Linked DNA regions of Mus musculus: region 2 is linked to region 1. Evidence: chromatin contacts called from ENCODE POLR2A ChIA-PET data. All regions are on one chromosome and are shown on one strand. Each heading gives the region's core, a stretch centred on a gene start or an enhancer-like site at or near the end of the contact. The rest is flanking DNA. Distances are from core to core; before and after follow the strand shown. Region 1 overlaps Susd6 (sushi domain containing 6). Region 2 holds the start of 1700052I22Rik (RIKEN cDNA 1700052I22 gene).

The links. ChIA-PET counts read pairs that join two places held with the same protein, here RNA polymerase II (POLR2A).
Region 2: POLR2A ChIA-PET joins it to region 1 with 10 read pairs in embryonic stem cell. The contact joins the promoter of 1700052I22Rik here to the enhancer-like site in region 1. POLR2A ChIA-PET finds 5 or more read pairs at or near these places in 2 of 5 experiments (Patski and embryonic stem cell).

Annotation. Positions count from the first base shown.
Region 1 is chr12:80,792,222-80,797,132 of GRCm38, reverse strand. All of the region lies in intron 1 of Susd6 (sushi domain containing 6), which reads right to left. Among named protein-coding and RNA genes, the nearest start is that of Susd6, 4.1 kb to the right of the region's middle. Within about 2 kb of position 1,944, at least 1 of the 3 ENCODE cell types and tissues checked has a DNase peak (open chromatin) inside an H3K27ac peak, as active enhancers do.
Region 2 is chr12:80,922,398-80,927,308 of GRCm38, reverse strand. 1700052I22Rik (RIKEN cDNA 1700052I22 gene) reads left to right here and starts at 2,862. Exons shown (of 2, transcript NR_033786.1): 1 at 2,862-3,081; 2 at 3,721-3,877.

The DNA of each region.
Region 1 (4,911 bases), core at 695-3,194:
GTGTGTGTGTGTGTGTGTGTGTGTGTGTGTGTGTGTGTGTATATACATATATATATATATATTACCATATGAAGCCATTTGATCTATTAAGGATGAGTCATAGGAAAATGCTTATGGAATAATGCTGGGAAAAAAAAAACAAAATTCAAAACAAGATGTTTAGGGTATACCAGAAAAGACGGAAGAAACAGAATATACAGAATACACAGAAAAGATAAGTTAGGTTACACAATATTTATTTATTTATTTATTTATTTATTTATTGAATGTATATGGGTACACTGTAACTGAACGCATGGTTGTGAGCCTTCATGTGGTTGTTGGGGATTGAATTTTTAGGACCTCTGCTTACTCTGGTTGCCCTACTTGCTCCAGACGCACCAGAAGAGGGCATCAGATCTCATTATGGGTGGTTGTGAACCACCATGTGGTTGCTGGAATTTGAACTCAGGACCTTCAGAAAAGCAGTCAGTGCTCTTACCCACTGAGCCATCTCACCAGCCCCACAATAATTATTTTATTTTGACTTGTATATTCTAATCTGTCTGCAATCTTCTCTCACTTTAATGGCAATTAAAGAAAAAATACCCCTCAATCTTCCCTCAAGCAGTCTGCAGAGACAATTACAATTTAAGATGAAAATAAGCAACCCACTTTCTTGGTTCCCTTTTTCAGAATTCCATCCACTAAGTTCTCAGAGATCTTCAGAGAGCAGCCCAGAGAAGAACTGGACTAACGGAATGCCCAGAAGGCACTCTCATTCATAGCCTAATCAAAAGTCAAAACCTAGCTCAGCCAAAGAGAACTTCAGCAAAGTCTAGAGGAAACTCTGCCAGGCAGTGGTGGTGCACGCCTTTAATCCCAGCACTTGGGAGGCAGAGGCAGGCGAATTTCTGAGTTTGAGGCCAGCCTGGTCTACAGCAGAGTGAGTTCCAGGACAGCCAGGGCTACACAGAGGAAAACCTGTCTCGAAAAACAAAAACAAAAAAAAAGATAACTCCACTCTAATCTTAAACTTCTGTGGATACACAGGCATGTCACTGCTGGTGGTAATTTGGATTTGGGCAGATGAGATACATGTCCCTCCTGGAGAAAAGTTGGTAGGAAAAGGAAGTTTGGAAGAGTCCCTATTCAAATCTCTTCTCTTGAGGTTTTGCTCCTACTCTCCAACTAGAGGAAAAAAGAATCCTCAACTATTTTCTTTTCAACATAAAAGAGCCAAGTAATAAAGAACTGTCCGTCTGCACAAGCACTGACTCTGCTGCTGTCATGAAGAATCCCAGGCTAATTTCCCAAGTCACAAAAAGTAAAAACAAAACACTTGTACCAACTGCTACTCTGGAGGGGGTGTATCAGGGCACACAGCTACCAGGTAATTTTAGAGCTCTCTCAACACTGGTCACATTAACAAGCAAGTGTATCTGTTTCTGCTTGAGAATGCTTCACTAAGATCCTGTTTTGGAAGTACTTCATGAATTTTTGGCAAGGGAGACACATCATAGATAACACAAGAGTCTGAAACCCCACTCAGTTCTCACTGCAACTGCTGTACTCCCTGCTACTCTTAAACCCAGTACCTTCACAGACTCAACTGTCCCTCCACCTTGGGAGTAGCAGCTAGCCTTTCAGAGCAACAGCAACCCAGCTCAACACTACTTCCAGATCTATCAGATTCTGGAGACCTCTAGACTCAGCTGAGAACCAGAAGACAAAAGAGCAAAGGTTTCCAGCTGGTTTCCAGCTCCCACCCCCAAGATTAAAGGGGGCAGACAAGCACAGATACGAGGCTGGAAGATGACAGGTGCCTGCCAGACTCCTTTCTCACATAAAAGACTTTTTACAGGGTAACACTCCAGAGCATACATCAACCAAAGAAACAATTTCTACTTACTTGAATCTTAGCCATGATGTAGAAAATAGATTTTCATATCCAAGGTCTGCCACCTCAAGTTTTGCCTGACTGCTTCCTGGGTCTCAAGATCCTAATCTGCATTCTTCCTTCCCATCAGCAAGCTACCGCCTCCCACATAAACCACAGTATTTGTCACTGCTTTAACTTTTTTAAGCATCCTACAATGTGCTCATATACCTATGAGCATGAATTTTCTAAAAACCATTCAACTAGGTGAAGACTCAATGTTATTACATATGTAGATATTCTGGCTTTGATTGGCTTTTTGTTTGTTTTGGAAACAAGGACTCACTAAGTAGCACAAGCAAACCTTGAATTTAAGGTCCTCCTTCCTCTTCACTCCATGGTTTGAACCTGTCCTAAAAGTCCAGGTATTAGAAAATCCTCAAATTCATGTATTCATATTCTATTTGGAGGTAGGACTAGAAGGTGGATGGATACATTAGCAGTTGCCAAGATTTTACCATGTGATACCCTGTGCCATGTTATGATGTAAGACACTGGTGCCAAGCTCTTCAACTTGCTGTGAGCCAAATAAGCTTCCCTTCTTTTTTTTTTTTTTCGAGACAGGTTTTCCTCTGTGTAGCCTTGGCTGTCCTGGAACTCAATCTGCTGTAGACCAGGCTGGCCTCGAACTCAGAAATCTGCCTGCCTCTGCCTCCCAAGTGCTGGGATTAAAGGCATGCGCCACCGCCCAGCTAAGCTTCCCTTCTTAATGATTTACCACATCTCAGGTTTTTTTGTTACAATAACAGAAAATGGACTGAGACTGAGAGTGATCTCGGCATAGATAGAATCTTCAAAGAAACCAAAAGAATTTCTTGTCACATATTTTGTTTCAATGTTTGCCCTTAACCCAAATATCATAATCTTCACATTCAACTCTGCAACACAGCAATTCTTGCTTTTAAAGTGTGTGTGTGTGTTTCCTTTATCACTTTTTTCCTCCATTCTCCTACTACTTGAGAGAATGTTCCCAGCAGGAATCCCATGAGTTCAAGGCAGATAGAGGAAGGAAAATGAATTTTGTTCATCAGCTCCAACTAGATCACATGCCAATCCAAGAGCTCAGTAAAATGTTTTATGTGTGGCAGACAGTGGGCTATCTGGACCACCACTTCCTCTCATGAACTATCACTTGGTAAAGGGGAAAGCAAGGTAAAACACAAGCAAGCACCCACCGTGTTCTTTGGCTTTCCTTCACTGCCAGCAGAGGTTCTACTTTATTCTCCCAAATCACCTGGTTGGTACTGAAATGAGGAAAATCATGTTCCCCGGTGAATCTTTAACTTTTCTCTTGGTTTTTACACAAGGTCTCACTTTTTAGTACTGGCTGTCCTAGAACTCACTATGTTCAAACTGGCCTTGAACTCTGCCTCTGCCTCCCAATGCTGGAATAAAGGCATCTGCCACCATGCCCAGTCTCAACAAATATTTTAAGATTTTAATGATTATGCACAGGTGTCTGTGTGCATTCAGCCCAGAAAAGGGCATCAAGTACCCTAAAACTGTGAAGTTATGAATGGCTGTGAACTGGCTGGGTGCTAAAAAACAAATTCCAGTCCTCGGAATTTGGACATTGAACAGCAAGCACTCAATCACTAAGCCATCTCCACAGCTCCCTAACTGAAATTTTAAGATACTTTATTGTTTCTCTAAGCCTACAGAGGATACCAGTAGTGAGCAGGTGTCAAGAGAGCTAAAAATACAGAAAAAAAGCACAGGAGAAATATGAGAGTAAAGGATGTTTTGGTGGTCAAGGGTGTCTTTTGGTTGTTGGGGGTTTTTTGGTTTCTTTGTTTTTGGTTTTTTTGTCATCTGATTTTGGCACAGGGTTTCACTGTATGTGTACCCAGGCTGGCTGGAAGTCATGACCCTACCTCAGGTCTCCCCAATACTGATTACAGACATGCACAACCAAAAGCAAGTTTTAATGTGAGAAATGGACAAACATAATGTGTGTAAAATAATGCTTACTAGTAATAATAAACTTGTAAAAAGTCTTACTTTTAGAAGCCAAGTGAATTAGTACCTTTGGAGGGCACGTGTTCTCGTGTGTGTGTGTGTGTGTGTGTGTGTGTGTGTGTGTGTGTGTGTAGGAAGCAGTGAAGCAGGAACCGAGGCCCCAGACACAGTAGAGGAGGAAATCCCCTGTCAGAAGATGCATCATTACATAAGTGCTCCAGTTCAATCGCCACACCATGGAGACCGGGCAGGAAACCACAGAGTGCTGAGGTCTTGCCACCTACCAGGCTGCAGGACCTTTTTACCTGGCTTTCTCTTTTCAGTGAGCTTGAATGCTGGCTCTGGAGAAGCTGGACTCAACAAGTCAAACTGACACCTGGTGGGCTTGCTCTCAGGACTGCATACCCTGAGCCTTTTCTATAGCAGAAGGTGAGGATTTTTTTCCTCTCTCATTCCTACTACAATATCCAGAGTCCCTCTGTAGACAGGAATCCCATCTACAGGGTCAGTCTCGAACTGATAACTGTTCTTCCTTTTAAACTTAATGGGTACAAAGTTCCTTAAGCAGCAAACAGTGAGCCAGGCATGGTGGCTCACACCTTTAATCTCAGCACTCGGGAGGCAGAGGTAGGCGGATTTCTGAGTTTGAGGCCAGCCTGGTCTACAAAGTGAGTTCCAGGACAGCCAGGGCTATACAGAGAAACCCTGTTTCGAAAAAACAAAAAACAAACAAAAAGCAGCAAACAGTAATGAAAACTAACACCATAAATCAAAATAAACTAAATTAAAAGTTGAGCACCATGAAAATCTGTCTGGTTTCAGTTTTAATCATCCCAGTATCTATAAAACCAGGTAACGACTGGCATATGCTGTGTATGATATGAAATTTAAAAAAAAAAGTGAACTAGTATTGTGCAACCTACCATTACTGGGCTTCCAGGAGCAAGTTAGGGATGCTTATCATCAGAGAAAGAGCCTCAAACAGTGGTGTTTTGAGAAGAATCTAGACACTCCAGAACTTACATTTGTGGCTT
Region 2 (4,911 bases), core at 1,613-4,112, 130 kb before region 1:
GAATTCAGATACCTAGACTCACATAGTGGAAAGAGAAAGCAAGTTTCTACAAGTTGTCCTCTGACCTCTACATGTACACACCCGGTACATTTGAGCCCATACACATAGATAAATAAAATTATAATTTTTTAAAAAGAGGTGAGAGCTGAGAACACACAGACAGGAAAATCTATGTGAGTTTGAGGCCAGTCTGCTCTACATAGAGAATTCCAGACTATCCAGGGTAAGACCTTGTCTAAAAAAAGATGAGACATTGAAGTTCTCTAAAATGGATTCATTACATTCCTTTAGAACCAGAACTCAACTCGGGAGGCAGAGGCAGGTGGATCTCTGAATTTGAGGCCAGCCTGGTCCACAGAGTGAGTTCCAGGACAGCCAGGGCTATACAGAGAAACCCTGCCTCAAAAACAAACAAACAAACAAACAAACAAACAAACAACAAAAATAGAGCAAGAACTGTTGAAGCACTTGATGCCCTAGTGGGTTATCTCAAAGATGAGACAATCATAAAACCGCTTTGGCTAGGCCTCTGGAACACTGCCTATCTCTTGCCACGTCATGCTCTGTGCTACCGCAGGACTTTCCACCAAGAAAGAATATTATCAGACAGAGCCCTTTGACCCAGGGCCTGAACCATGAACCTAGTGAATCTCTTGTCTTTGTAAGTTGCCTAGCTTTTGTTGTTGCTATTAGCAACAGAAAATGGACAAGGACCTGTGCTTACAGTCCCGTGAAATTAGTGTTTTTTTTTTTTTTTTGGTTTTGTTTTGTTTTTTTTGTTTTTTTTTTTGGTTTTTCGAGACAGGGTTTCTCTGTATAGTCCTGGCTGTCCTGGAACTCACTTTGTAGACCAGGCTGGCCTCGAACTCAGAAATCCGCCTGCCTTTGCCTCCCTCGTGCTGGGATTAAAGGCGTGCGCCACCACGCCCGGCTTGAAATTAGTGTTATTAACCTGGTGGGAAGGAAATAAGTACACATGGTAAAGGAGGCAGAGCCCATCGTGGGGGATTTACAAGATTAGGGATTCAGGAGACTGGGTCAGGCTGGAACTCCAGGGAGCAAGGACACCTCTTAATGAAGTGTCATTAGGGACAAGGACAGTGTTGTAGTTACGTTTTTTCCAGGAAACCTTACTTAGTTCAGGAGACAGGGGCACGGTGTGCGGCTGGCTGGAAAGGATTACTTTCAAGGGCAAGAGGTTATAAGGCCTTGGCTGCAGTCCAGTTGGAGAACCCAACTATTATGGTCACAGTTCACCATGCCTGAATAGCTCTCCAAACTCCGTGCAAAATGGAGTACTCCCATTCTCAGTAGGGCTTCCCTTTATTTGCCTAATTTTACTTGGAAAGCGTCTCTGAGCACAGGCGCCTGGCCTTATTTGGGCCAAGACTCTGCACAGAGCCTCCTGCAAGCGGGGCCTGATTCTGCACTTAAGTCCTGCTCAGCCCTTCCCTTCTTCTGAAGAACCCTGCTTGGTGCTTCCACTCCCTTAGCCCTGTGTGCTGGTATCCAACAACCCCCCGAGGAAAGGGAGACCCACACAGTCCCTTAAGAACGCTGTTCTAGGTTCTGTTAGAAAGGGCAAGTCTGGGGCTGGAGAGATGGCTCAGTGGTTAAGAGCACTGACTGCTCTTCCAGAGGTCCTGAGTTCAATTCCCAGGAACCACATGGTGGCTCACAACCATCTGTAATAGAATCTGACGCCCTCTTCTGGTGTGTCTGAAGACAGCTACAATGTGCTCATATAAATAAATAAATAAATAAATAGATAAAAACAAAACTTTAAAAAAAAAAAAAAAGAAAGGGTAAGTCTGGAGGTAAAGATGATTGAATCGGCCGGGCGTGGTGGCGCACGCCTTTAATCCCAGCACTTGGGAGGCAGAGGCAGGTGGATTTCTGACTTTGAGGCCAGCCTGGTCTACAAAGTGAGTTCAAGGACAGCCAGGGCTACACAGAGAAACCTGTCTCTCGAAAAAAAAAAAGATGATTGAATCGATACAAGCATTTGCCACCAAACATGACCTGGATTCCATTCCTGGAGCCCATGTGATTGATAGGAGAAAAGTGGCTGGAGAGACGCTAAGCCATCTCTTCAGCCATCCCCTTACCAAAAGGATGGATCTTATTTTAGTCAAATAACAATTGGATCACACAGCATTCAAGAACAGTTAAATAATAAGTTAATCAGATATTAAAGCTGAGCAAGGGTGTCAAACACCTTTAATCTCAGCACTTGGGAGGCTCAGACAGGTTGATCTCTGTGAATTCGAGGCCAATCTGCCTACAGAGTGAGTTCCAGGACAGCCAGTGCTATACAGAATAAGCCTGTCTCAACCCTACCTCCCCTCCAAAAGGAAAGATTGGTCTTTAAACATTAATAACCAATGATGTCACTCTTGACTGTGACCTTTCTAGTATAAAACCACAGTCAGGGACTAGAGAGATGGCTTAGCAGGTAAAAGCATTTCCTTCTCTTTCAGAGGAACAGAGTTCAAGTCCCAGGATTCATGCTGGAAGTCACAACCAGGAGTAACTTCAGCTCCAGGGGACCCAACATCCTTCTGACCTCCTCAGAAACCTGCACACATCTGACGGACTCTCTCTCTCTCTCTCTCTCTCTCTCTCTCTCTCTCTCTGTGTGTGTGTGCGTGTCTGTCTGTCTGTCTCTCTCTCTCTCTCTGTCTGTCTCTCTCTCTCTCCCCTTCCACACAGAGTAAATAAAAATAACACTACTTTAAAAATAAAAACCATATGCATGCTCAGTGGCCACCAATCTATTCAGGCCAGCTTCCGGAACTTTGAGCTGTGTGAAGGAACCACTGTGAACTCTTTGTATTGTTGTCGTCAGCCTCTGTAGAGCTGTGGGGGAATCTCAGCAAGGGTTGGAGAACCAGTTCCACCTTGGCACAGTGCCAAAAGGAAGGCTTTGAGCAAGTCACCAGCACTAGGACCTTCTCATGAGCTTGCAGAGGAGCTGAGCTCTTGGCTAATGGGGGAAGGTCAATCTTGTGAACAGCAGGCTGTGCTGAGTATCAAATCACAAAAATCAGACCACTTGACTCCTAATATGAACAACGGATGGTAGGTCAGGGGCCTGGAGTCATGAACCCAATGACTGGCCCCTGTATTATCTTTAGATTAATATTACTTCTCCAGGCTCCTGGTGAGCATTTCTTCCCTTTTGTTTCCTGGGTTGCAGTCACTTAAAAGCGGGACCGTTTTCTAGGCCACATTGGGTCACTTAAATGAAAGCACTGTGGAGCCTTCTTGATCTAACCGTTTTTATTGTCGGGTTGTCTCTCCTGGTCTCTTCATTGTTTTCCATGGCCAAGCTGTTTAAGCTGCAAGGAGCCAAGCAAATTCTATGTCAAATACTGGACCGTGGCCATTTGCCTCCCCCCACCCCCCTGCCACTTACGCGTACCTCATCCATAAAGCCCCACCCCCACCAGGTTCTGCCTTGGGAGTCCAGGACATGGGGACACCTGCAGCCCCACCCTCCTTTACACCTGAGGAAACAAAGTAGATTTCAATGTCCTCCCTAGACCTGTCTGGCAAGACAAGATTTTTGTCAGGTCCTGCCAGCTCAGGGACTTTCTGATTAGAGAGTTGCCAAGGTGCTTTTCTTGCTTCAAAGGCAATGCAGTGATCCCGAGATTCCCACAACAAACACATAGCTGTTGTGAGCGTTTACTTTGTTTCCATTTATCTGTTACATAGGGACTTCTCAGAGGAAAAGGTGAAGTCAAACAGATCAGCAAGACAGATCCAAACTACCAGACGCTGACATCACCTCTAATGTTCTGCAGTTTTCTCAGACCCCTCTTCTACCTAATACTCACTTATCAAAGTCAACATTAAAACCACCTGATGACAATATTGTGACCCCCATCTCAGTCATTTTTATCGTGATACCTTAAAGGGACCAGCACATTTCTGAATCCAGATGGCTAGTGTTATTGAAGCCTTGCTTACTTTTTTTTTTTTTTTTTTTTTTTTTTGTCTGTAGCGTTTAAACGCCGGAATCACGACACTGAGGCTTAGCTTGGTGGTTCCACCTGTAGTCCTGGCACTCAAAGATCTGAGAGGGATGAGGCAGTATCAAGGCTATTCTGGACTATGGGAGTGAAACCCTGTCTTTGTTAGGTCTCAAAGAAACCCGGGAGAAGGCTCTTGCAGTACCTGTGGCTCCTCCCAGCGCTCTTCACCCCACCCTCTACCCTAAACCTGCCTCCCCCGCCTGCACCTCCCCCATCCCTGCAGCGGCTGATTTTCCGCTTCCCGCTTCCCTTCCTCCAATCCCATCCCTGTATAGCCCATTTTAGCTATGCTGCGCTCTTTCCCTCTTGGTCTGGTTGCCTTTCTTGGTGTGTGGCTCCTCTTCTTGGCATGTCTTCTAGGCTCTGCCCCACAGTTACCTGGCAACAGCCAGGTGTGCCTGACTCACTATATGCTCTTCTTACTATCTTCCTCTCTACCCTCTCTGTCCCTTCTCTTTCTGGTCGCGTCTCCTCCCCCCCCCCCCCTTCCTTCCCTCTCCCTGGCTTTCTCTGTCTTTACTACCCTCTCAACTCCTCTCCCCATGCCCTAAATAAACTCTATTCTATACTATACCTTCCTGTGGCTGGTACCTCAGGGGGAAGGGATGCCTCAGCCTGGGCCCACCGAGACACCACCTTCCCCCACACCTGATACCACACGTGCCTCTACCAACCAGGTCCTGGGCTTCTTTTTCTTCTTCATAAAACACAACACCTCTGTTGTTCTCCCTCCCCCTCTATCCTCATGGTCTTGTTTAGTCTGCCTGCCATGTTCAGGCCACCGCCATGTTCAGCCTGCTTTCTCCCTTATATCTACAATAAAAATCTTCTCCGCACTTCAGTAGTAGCCATGTTCTCCTTTTATTTCCTT